Regions from separate parts of the Homo sapiens genome. Here region 1 is linked to region 2. A link is a loop called in an ENCODE intact Hi-C map of the cell type or tissue named here. Cell type or tissue: Calu3. All regions are shown on one strand. Links, peaks and the distances in the headings refer to the core of each region. The heading gives the core; the rest is flanking DNA.

Region 1 (5,370 bases), core at 371-5,370, 110 kb before region 2:
CCATCTAATCATGAGGTGATCCCACAGGTACACTTTCAGTGGGAGTAACAAGAAAAAGAAAAGGCTATAAGGTCTATGTTAATGAAGTCATAATCTGCATTAGGGTCTGTCTTAGGGCTCTACTTTTATTTTTTCATTAAATATTTGTTGAATTTCTACCATGGGTCAGTCCCTATTCTAGGTGCGGGGGATATATCAGACAAAAATCCCCGCCCACCCCACCCCTAGAACTCATATGCTTATATGAGACTTAAAAACAGCATCCAAATTTTCACAGGTTTACACTATTTTACCAACCTGAGCCCCTTTGCCTCTTGGTCCCCCAGTCTCCCAAGGAGTTATTCAGTGAGACTTTCCCTCATTTCTGCCAAGTGCCTAGTACTGTGCTAGCTGCTCACGTGTTGATTTTGATACAGTTCACAGTTCATAAAAACACCAAAATTGTTATGTTACCCAGGATGGTAAAATACACTTTCTGAATGTGTAAGTGATCATTGTGATCGTATGTTATACTTTCCAACTCACTTATCATTAGTGAATAGCTCTTAAAGGGATTAAATGAATGATTACCCAATAATGATGAATAAAGAGAGTAAGAGTGGTATTAACCTCCATCAGAACCACAGTACCATCATAATACCTTGCCTGTTAATAGAATTTCATAATTTTCAAAGTGTTTTTTCAGTTTTTGGTTGCTTAGAGTGTTGATCGATCTATTGAAACCAACCAGAAATCCAGATTAGTTTAAAAATACATGTCTTGGATGCCCATTATGTGTGAAACACTTAGCTAGGCATGGGAAATTTACCAATGAACAAACGGAAATGAGACTCCTGTCCTCAGGGACATGAAGATAAAGACACAGAATGCTGAGGGAGTGAAGAGCCCCAGTCTTGGAAGGCTAAGGGAAGTTTCCTGGGGAAGCTGAATTTATACTTGGCCCTGAAGTAGGACTTCCATGCGTGGAAGACGTGGGGAGAAGATTTCCAGCTTCTGCTGTAAATGTTAGTTTCACATTGGCCTTATGACAGGCTGCACATCTGTTCCATTGTCTCTGGGGATGGTTAGAGACCTTGGAAAGAGCAGGTAATTCTGCATATTAAATTATAACCCATTAGGCGGCCGGTTAGATGAAAGGGCCTGGCTTCATAATCTCTTTCTTTCCATGAAGTAACCATATGGTCACCTTTCAGCTGAAACATTGTCCTAGGACTGAACTGCCTGGAAGCCGGTGACTTTTTTTGTTTTATAAGATTAAAATTACTTTTCTTTTTTGATTATAAATACAATCAATGATAATTATTTTTATAAGTTGGGGAAGGCAGAAAAGTATATAGAAGAACAAAGGAATAAAAAATGCTACAATGCAAATTCATAATTTGCATTTTGCAATATTTCTATTGAGCATTTTTCACTGATACAGTCATTCATTCACATTTATAACTGGGCTTCTTATGGATAAATAGGCCTGCATTGGTGTGAGAGGAAGAAGAAGGTCACACAAAGGTAGATTCAAGTGCTTAGCAAGACACAGTGGCATCTAATGAATAGGTTTTAAAATTAATAGGGATTTTTGGTTGGTTTTGACTTTTTAGAAATATTTCATTCTATGAAAAATTGAGATATGGGTGGGATATGAAAATCTGAGATATGCATGAATATGTTATTATTTCTTACCATAAATTTTAAGGTACGTGTGTTTTTTAATTCTTGCTTTATAAAGGAATGCATTTAATAACAGAGATTCAACAAGTTAGTAGGAAAGGGATGCTATGCCCAAGTATGTCTAGGCAACATTTTGTCAAGGGTTCTGCCTATCCAGTCTCACCAATTCTGGATCTCAGGATGGTAACCAGGTTCAGATAGCACTGCTTAATAATGTGGTTCGATTAAACAGAAGTGGTTTAATTAAAACTGACTGAGACTTTAAAAGGAGAGTGGATGCTATTGACTATGTGATCTCTGTTCTATTGGCCACCGTGATGTGCACAACTGTTTGGTCATGGACTATGTTGAGAAACATTTTCTCTGATTAATAAGAGAAGAACCAAGTAGGCTTGGAGCTAGCTGGGGGACCAGCTAGAGAGATGGAAATCCTTGATTTCCCGGTGAACAAGAACATTTATAAAGACAGAAATATGCAGAATCTGTTGTTGTTGTTGTTTTTGAGTTTGTGGGGACTAAATCCCAGATCTGTTTAAGCATTTGTGAGCACTAATGCTTTTGTGAGAATGAATTTTTCTGAAGGAACTTACAAAAGTGTTGAGTTTCATGTTTGGGTTAAAGCAATCAAGCATGAAGACATATATATGGATGAAGGGCCAGGATGGAGAGAGAACTTCTCCAGGCCATCTGAGTTCCAGATAGATAGAATAAGTTACTACTAACATGACCAAATTGTGGAATGCCTTATGGTACTGATGTGAGAAACCAATCTCTCTTTAGAGCAATATGACTGTATGTTGGACCTCCCAGGCCCCCTTGGTAAGGCCAGTATTTCCTGGAGAACCTTTCTCAAATGCATACCTTATTTTTTGCCTTCCATAATATCATTTCCATTGCCTTAAATTCTACCATCCCCTTTCCTATCCTGACCTCTCACCGCCTTCTATTGAAATGCCGCCTGCCCTTGACTTATCAAACTGTACTGTCACGGTTTGTTTGCTTGACTAACTCCTTTAGTTTATAATTCTCCAGAATGCAGGAACTGTGCCTAGTAAAATGGTTGGTATATAATAAACACTTGATAATTTATTGATTCAGTTACTGAGCAAATGTAAGTGGGACTTAAGTTTGCTTGATAAATGTTTCCTATTATTGACGTTTACTAAAATCCGGCTTACCTAAGGAATTTTATTTCCAATATATACTGACACTGTTTTCCTTCTCTGACTACATTTATTGGGTACTTATTATATGCAAGACACTATGTGATCTCATTTAATTCTTACAGTAACCCTGTGTTGTAAGTACTATATTTCTACAGGTAAGGAAATAGAGTCTCAGGAAAGGTAGGTGACGTGGCCAAGGTCATAAAGCTGGGAAGTGACAGGACCATGATTTGTGTCCAGGAAGTCTGACGCCAGAGCTTACAGTCTTTTCTACTCACCTCAGAAGTCCTACTTGTCCTTCAGGGCCAAGCATAGACTCGGCTTCCTCAGGAAACTTTCTTGCAGTTATTGTCATCATCTATCTTCTCATCTCACCATTAGGCTGAAGGCCTTGTGAGGCAGGAATCATGTATCTCCTCTTTCTATTATCTCATTGTATGTGGCCAGCATCTTGTAAAGTTGTTTAGAAAGGAATTCCTACCTGTACTGGGCAGATGAGGGGAAGGGGGCTTGGGGATTTCTCTAATCTTACACAGCCACCCTCTGTCAGAGCCAGCGGTAGGCCCTAGGTTATCATCTTTAGTTCCAGGCTCCTTTCCTGGAAGAAAATGCCTTAGAAAATCCCTTTATAAACAATTCAGGAGGTGATAGAGTTCAGAGATTCTTAGAATTGCGAGAAACCACAATGGTTACCTAGATAAATGTCCTCATTTTAAACAGTAGGCCTAGAAAGGAGAGGTGACTTATCCAAGACTGTGGAGCAAGTTAGTAGAAAGTTTGGAGTAATGAAAAAACAGAGAACAAAACTTGCAGTTACCAGATCTGGGATTTAGTATTCACTCTGACACTTAGTTCTTATTGAAAGACCTATAACATAAAGTATAATTATTCAGATTCAAACCAAGTTGACAATGTCTTTTCTGTCATTGTCCTTGGCCTATCTACGTGCAAATAATAGTTTTCTTCTTAGTAGAAACTCCTTTTATTCCACTTGGCACAGGCACTATTTATTGAATTGCTTTAAAGAAGTTTTTTTTCTTGACTTATGTCCTCTTGCAGTCTCCTGGCTACTCCCAGCTGCAGCCTCTCCTCCCCCAGCCATGCTCCCTGCACCCTCCCAGCTCCCCATCCTCTCACCAGCCATTTGCTTTCTTCATGGATGCCAAGTCAGCCAATCAGCATTGCTTGTCTCCTTTCCTGCTGTGCTCCACATACCCAACTAAGGCTATTTCCTGGTTTCCATCCTGAACCAGGCTGAAATTGCTAAAATATTAATGGCTCCCTTTGTGAAAAATAACACCGAAGCATCTTATTATAAATTAAAATTGCCAGAGAGTCAGAAACAATGACATGGAGGAAATAAAGCAAAGCTCTAATATGAAAAAGTGTTTTAGGAGTTAAGGCAGGAGAAGATATCCTTAGCCCTGCCTTCCCCATCACAATGCTGGGATCTTGCCGTGGGAAATACCATCACCACTGGCTGAGAGTCACCTTCTTGACCACCTAGAGGGGGTGTATGGCAAGGTACGCGATCCCTGTGGTTTTGCCTGGCTGGCTCTTCTTCTGGGTCCACTGGGAGAGAGGATGAGGGAAGAGCAGCATGGATCAGAAAAAAAAAAAAAAGGCAATCTGCTGTGGATAAAGAAAAGAGGGACTTCCTGTGGTTAAAAATTCATGTGACATCTTGGGATGAGGAAGGTTGAAGGATGCTGAGAAAAGATTAGGCTGAACTCAAAGGCCAAGAAATGTGATTCCTTCCTTTGTTTAATCTTAAGTAAAGCATTTAGCACTTTATGTCTTAAATATCTGATTCCCCCACCACACTCTGTCATTGTCATCATTTTATTCCTGGGGTCTGCATGGTGCTTGGCACAAACCACAATGCTAACCAGGATTTTCAGAATGAATGGATAAATAATCAGCAAGGGAAAGAGTAGAGAGCAAAAACTGACCCTGAATATTTTCAGCATAGTGAACGTTAATATTTTTATTTCTTTTGTAATGAAGAGTACAAATGGTTGGGAGCAGGACATCACAGGAGGAGGAAAGATAGCGCCATCTCTGCAGAAGAACTCCTGAGCCACACACAGAAGGAAAGTTGATCCCCAGGGCAGCCTTTCCCACCAAAAAAATCAGGCCCAATCCAGGAGAGTTTGCCAGTAGCTCCCCAGGGTTCCAGGGTGTCTGCCAGCCTTCCTAGGAATCGTGGGCAGGCTTCTAGGTGCCAGTGACTCAAACTCCTTTTTCCACTTCCCAGTTCAACCTGGTCACTCTCATCCCCACAAGTTCCCAATCTGAATCCCATTCTCTGACCATTCTCTGCTTCCTTGTTTTTAATCTCATTTGAGAGTGATCCTCACGGGTTCCCCTGGCCCCTGCACTCATTTTCCTTACTGGGTATGCTAACGTTTGTCTTCTAATTCAGGAAATCCTTCCAACCCTGTTTTCAGCTCTGCCTCCAAACCCTTCCATTTCCCCATTTCACCTCCCAGTCTCCTCACTCCTGGAGCAAAGAGCTCTGCACTTGGATTGCTAAGCA
Region 2 (5,389 bases), core at 66-5,065:
AGTGGTTGATGGCAGTCATCCATGCCTTGTGGCTCATCCTAGAGTTAAAGCATTCAGTGTTTTACTGTTATTGAATTCATTGTAGGGTTATTATAGATGCCAGTTACTAGGTTTAGGAGGTTTTTTCTCCTACTACAGTGCTGAGAATTTTATAAGAAAAGAGTATTAAATTTTGTCGAAAAATTTCTCTCACCACTCATTTTACTGAGGTGGTCTGAAACCAAACTTACAATTATCACCAAGGTATGCCTATATAACAACAATAAGACAGAAAAAATTCTATCAGTACTATAAAGAATTGGGTTTAGTTGCTGCTTGCCTATGGCGACCTACATAAATCATTCTGCAACTAGATATAGTATTTGAATTGCCAATGCTATCATCACCCATTTCTGGTAAGGGTAGAGGCATGATATAGGACAGGAGAAAACCATTCTCTTTAAAAAGTTTAATTTTTAGTTCTACTCCCCAAGTTATTATAGGAGATTGATTGGCTATGCAACCCACCTACAGAGAACAGCAATTTTTACTACAGCCAAGAAGGAAATAAAATTGTTTCTCTAGGCCCTCCATGCTATTGAAAGGGGATACATTGTATTTAGAAGTTTGACCTCTGGTAGATGTACCAGGCACAAAACCATTACAGACTAAAGAAAGATTTGATGGATGCCAAGAACTTAGGAAGGAGAGCTGCCTTGAAGCAATAACACTATGTCATGTTCCTTGCATACTGAAAAAACTTTCATCAAACTATTTTGTGAGACTTTTTGATTTTTCTGCAGTTCACTCTTATAACTCTTTGCAAGGCCAAGGTAAGATATGCCCACACTTGAAGATTCTTCCTAAGAGTTTTCCAAATCAGAATTTTTCCCAATTCCTCTGGCACATTCTACTGATCATCCACTTATCACCTGACTCCTATTGAAGTACAGCGTTCATTAGTCAGAAGAACGCAGGATTGGGGAAGATCTTAGAGTTATTCATTTACTCCTTGGCATTCTTCCTGTTCTGTATGCCAACTGATGTTCTGTGCACTTTGTATGATTAACTCACTTAATCATTAATCATTTAATCATTCCAATAACATTTATTGAGCTCATACCAAGCTTTTACAATATATTAGGACTAATGCTTGCTGTAAAATAGCCCTTCTGTCAAGGAATCCACAGTAAGTTAGGTGAGGTAAACATGTAACACAATGTCTTATAATTACCTCTTTAAAAGCAATGACTAATTATGCAAAGAAAAATACAGAATGAGGGAGGAAGGATACCTAATCTAGGAGACAGGAAAGAGGGAACATGTTAGGAAGAGCTTCCTGAAGGTGCCATCTGAGTGCTGAGTCTCAAGCAAGAGCCTGTAGAATGGAGTGAGGCTGTGATGGGGCATGGTGGGTGGGGAGAGGGGGCAGGACATCTCAAGCAGAAAGGAGAATGGGAACAAATGCACAGAAGCAATAAAGACAAGATCTATGAAAGCCACGACCAGCTTCTTGTTGCTAGAGCATAAGGATTGAGACAGGCAGTGCAAGAGAGAAGGCTGAAGCTATGGACGGGGTTAAGTGAAGGAGCATAGTCTTTGACCTGCGTAGACAATGGAAATCCACTGAAGAATTTTAATTAGGGGATAAGTGGTCAGATTTATATTTTATATGTTTCATATAGCTTAGATAGTCTGGTGGCAATGGAGGGAGGTGCATAACTGGAAATGTACAATCAGGACATTTGTACTATTAGAATTATGAACTTCAGCATAATATATATTCATATTATTAATGTAGTAAACTGTTTTATAGTGTATTAGTCTATTCTCACACTGCTATAAAGAACTGCTTGAGACTGGGTAATTTATACAGAAAAGAGGTTTAATTGGCTCACAGTTCTGCATGGCTAAAGAGACCTCAGGAAACTTAGAATTATGGTGGAAGGTGAAGGGGAAGCAAGCACCTTCTACACAAAGTAGCAGGAGAGGGAGAGAGAGCAGGGAAACTGTCATTTTTAAACCATCAGATCTCCTGAGAACTCCCTCAGTATTACAAGACCAGCATGGGGGAAACCACCTCCACAATCCAATCACCCCCCACCAGGTTCCTCCCTTGACACCTGGGGATTACAATTCAATATGAGATGTGAGTGGGGACACAGAGCCAAACCATATCATATAGCTTTCTGTAGTGTACTTGAATATGCATTAAATAATAAATCAACTATACTGAGAAAATCTTAACTTTAAAAAATTTTTCATTAACTTAAATTTTTTCTTTTTTCTTTTTGTTATTTACTTGAAGGGAGCCATGTTTAGGCCCATTTCTGGTTAACAACTAAAGGGAATTGAAAAAGCAGTTAAACCTTTTCTCTTCTACTCTCGTCACAGCCATCGATTAGCTGTGAGTCATTGGAGCAAGGCTCAGGTTTCTCAAACATAAGATAAAGGGATTAGAATAAATGGTGCTTAAGTTCTGTTTAAGCATCAAAGTTCTATGAAGCAATGTTTATTGTATTTAACATTTTCTTAGTCTTCAAAGGGAATTGAAGGCAGATACGTAAGTGCCTTTATATATTTTATCTCTCAGTGTTTCTGAATAGGATAAGTAGTGTGAATATATGTGATAATTAAACCTCACAGATCTGCAACATGAACAGTGTAGAATTAAATACGCATACAGTGCTCATACTAAATAGGAGATAATGCATTTTTGCATATGCCAGTGTATCCAACTATCCAGAATAAACTTATGTGCCAAAATAGTGAGTAGAGTTTAATTTTTATAACTTAAAACATTTTTTTAAATCCCTCTTTACTTTTTCTTGAACGATCCTCTGATTGTAATTTGGAAAAAGCTGAGAACTGGCTAAAGGCTTTAGTCAAGAAAAAAAGTCATTCCCAGTTGACCTATTTTGGACTTATAACCTCCAGAACTATAAGATAATAAACTTGTATTGTTTTAAGCCCCAAAGTTTGCGATAATTTTTAACAGCAGCAATAAGAAACTAACATACTTCCCATAGCCAATTTGTGCAGTGAAACTTCATCTTCCTCAGCAAACATGCTTCCCTCTCTGTGCTCCTGTTTTTAGGGGCTGGCATCATCACCATATACCTATTTATCCTACTAGGAGTCATCTTTGATCTCTACCTCTTCACCACATTTACTTCATCACCAATTCCTGTTCATTCTTTCTACCTCTAGAGTAACTCCTCCATTCTGTTGTATTTCCCTGTTACTGCTGTTTTCAGGCTACAATTTTGAACTGCTGGAGTTTTGTATTCAACTCTAGTCTATTCTCTGTACTTTCAAATTTTATTTATTTATTGTTGAGACCCACAGGAAGAAATAAATTCCACATCAAGATCTAGGGCACACACACACTTCTGAAGCAAAAGCTTCATGAAACAATATTTCCCATACTCTTTTGCAGTATATGCTGATATTTTCTATCCTATGTATTTAATTTTGTAAAAATCCAGCTATTTGTGATTTATTGCAATGGTTTCGTAACTGACAAATGGATCATGACCTGTAGTTTAAGAAGATATTTTTCTACATGGCCACCAGAATGCTCTTTCCAAAATACAATTATTTTTCCTTAAAATCTTTCAATGCCTTCATTACTCTAAGGATAAAGTTCAAACTCTAACATTGTTTCTAAGATCCTCCATCACCCAGTCTTCTTATCACAGTAGCTTCGTCTTTCTCCACTCTAACTGGTTCATTTTCATTTTACAATCCAACCTTACCTGCTTACTTTCTGGACTCAGATTGAGTCTCTGGGCCTTTGCAAGTCGTGTTACCCTTTTCAGACTGTCTTCTACATATCCTCTTCTTATAGCTAATTCCCACTTAGTCTATTTTCTTAGATTAAACCTCACTTCCCTCTAAATGCTTTCTCTCAATGCCTGGACTGGGTTAGGTGTCCCTTTCGCCCTCCTGCATTCTCCCTTAGCACCCAGGACCCCCTGAATGGCAGTGCTTATCAACCTGTATTTAATAACAATAGTGCTGTTTAAGAATAGAGACTGGGTTTTGTCCCCTATGAAATACCTAGAAGGCCTTCAGTAAATGCTTATTGGATGAATAAGTGAAACCTAAAAATTTTTTAAAAGTCAATTACTTTGAACTAAAATTCTATTAACATTTAAATTGTCAATAGTAATAACTTCTTGAAATATTCTATTGGGATAGAAAACAAGTGGTCATTGCTAAAATGGCAATGTGTTTCAGGCCTATATCTCATTTGTACTATTACAAATATCATGGCAGGTAGTAAGAGGTAGGATGTGCTTTGCTTTGTTAAAACCTGGTAATAGTGCAGGGACTTGCTTAAAGCAACATTTACTATCCTTCACATTCAAGAAGACCCTGGTTTATAACCTGGTTGGTTCTTTCTCTTTAAGAACATTCATAGAAGAGCTTTAGTTGCTTTACCAGTGAGCCAAACCATCTATGACAGTTCACTTTTATGGTCTTTGAAGATGCTATTGGCTGATTTTCTGTTCAGCAGGTCATTTCTACCATTTAACCACCCAAATCATTAAAATGGACGAAATAAATTATTCACTAAGACACTGTCTTATGACCAGGGACAAGATGTCTTGGCAACGACTTGGTGTGTATGTTTGTCTCATAAAGGGGAAATCAATAATCCCATCACCAATATCTAGGTTGTCCATCTGTCTAAAATAAACACACAATCATTTATTTCCTTCTTTGGATGTCAACCAAGCTTTTAGAGCAGTTTTCTTTAAACAGCATGAATGCACATGGGTACATATGGACAGAAACAGACACACACATTCTCCATGAGAAAAGAGAGCAAGTTCTATATAAGGAACCCATGATGGGAAACAGCCAAGTGAAATGCACCTGGATGTCTGTGTAAGCAGTCATAAGATTGCCAGTGGCCAGCAGAAGACGAAAGGGAATGCCTGCCTAGGAGAGAAGAGCACGCCTTGTGCAAACATCAAAGCGCTGCTTCTAAGAGGGGTAATTTTTATATTGCTATTGGCAGACATGGATACTAATGCAAATCATTCAGGGCCCTACAAAAGGCCTGACATATTCTGAACTTGATGGGAGCTGGTTGGGACTGTGGCATTTATCTCCTTCCAATCTTTTAAAGTGACATGACGCCTTCCTGTCTCCAGTCTCAGGCTGACCACTTGGGGTAGTTGCTTTCAGGCCACTGTGACAAGAGCTAACCGCTGTGGTTTTGTGTTTGGTGTGACAGGGCAGCTATCCAGAGCTGAAAACAATGGAGACTGAGACAGAGAGGCTGCATTCGCTGAAAAGTTTTTTACAGCACTCACTTGCAATGTTCAGTGTTCTCTTAAATAGGGTAAATGTGGCCCATGGGGAAAAATGATCTGTTGAGGTGCGGGATGAAATGATT

What was found. A loop is a pair of places that touch in the nucleus more often than their neighbours do. Peaks named below come from ENCODE experiments on the same cell type or tissue, not always from the same donor. Only the 100,000 strongest peaks of a DNase experiment are listed, where the experiment ranks them.
Region 1: it touches region 2 in a loop (3-fold over the local background); 2 of 110 quality-filtered maps call a loop at or near these places.

What each region holds. Positions count from the first base shown.
Region 1 is chr1:168,690,668-168,696,037 of GRCh38, forward strand. It overlaps DPT (dermatopontin), which reads right to left. Exons shown (of 4, transcript NM_001937.5): 4 at 4,801-5,370. Among named protein-coding and RNA genes, the nearest start is that of DPT, 36 kb to the right of the region's middle. In Calu3, for the core only: no CTCF peak of the experiment used is centred there; DNase peaks (open chromatin) are centred at 2,604 and 3,054.
Region 2 is chr1:168,799,130-168,804,518 of GRCh38, forward strand. No RefSeq gene overlaps it. Among named protein-coding and RNA genes, the nearest start is that of LINC00626, 15 kb to the left of the region's middle. In Calu3, for the core only: no CTCF peak of the experiment used is centred there; DNase peaks (open chromatin) are centred at 2,382 and 4,922.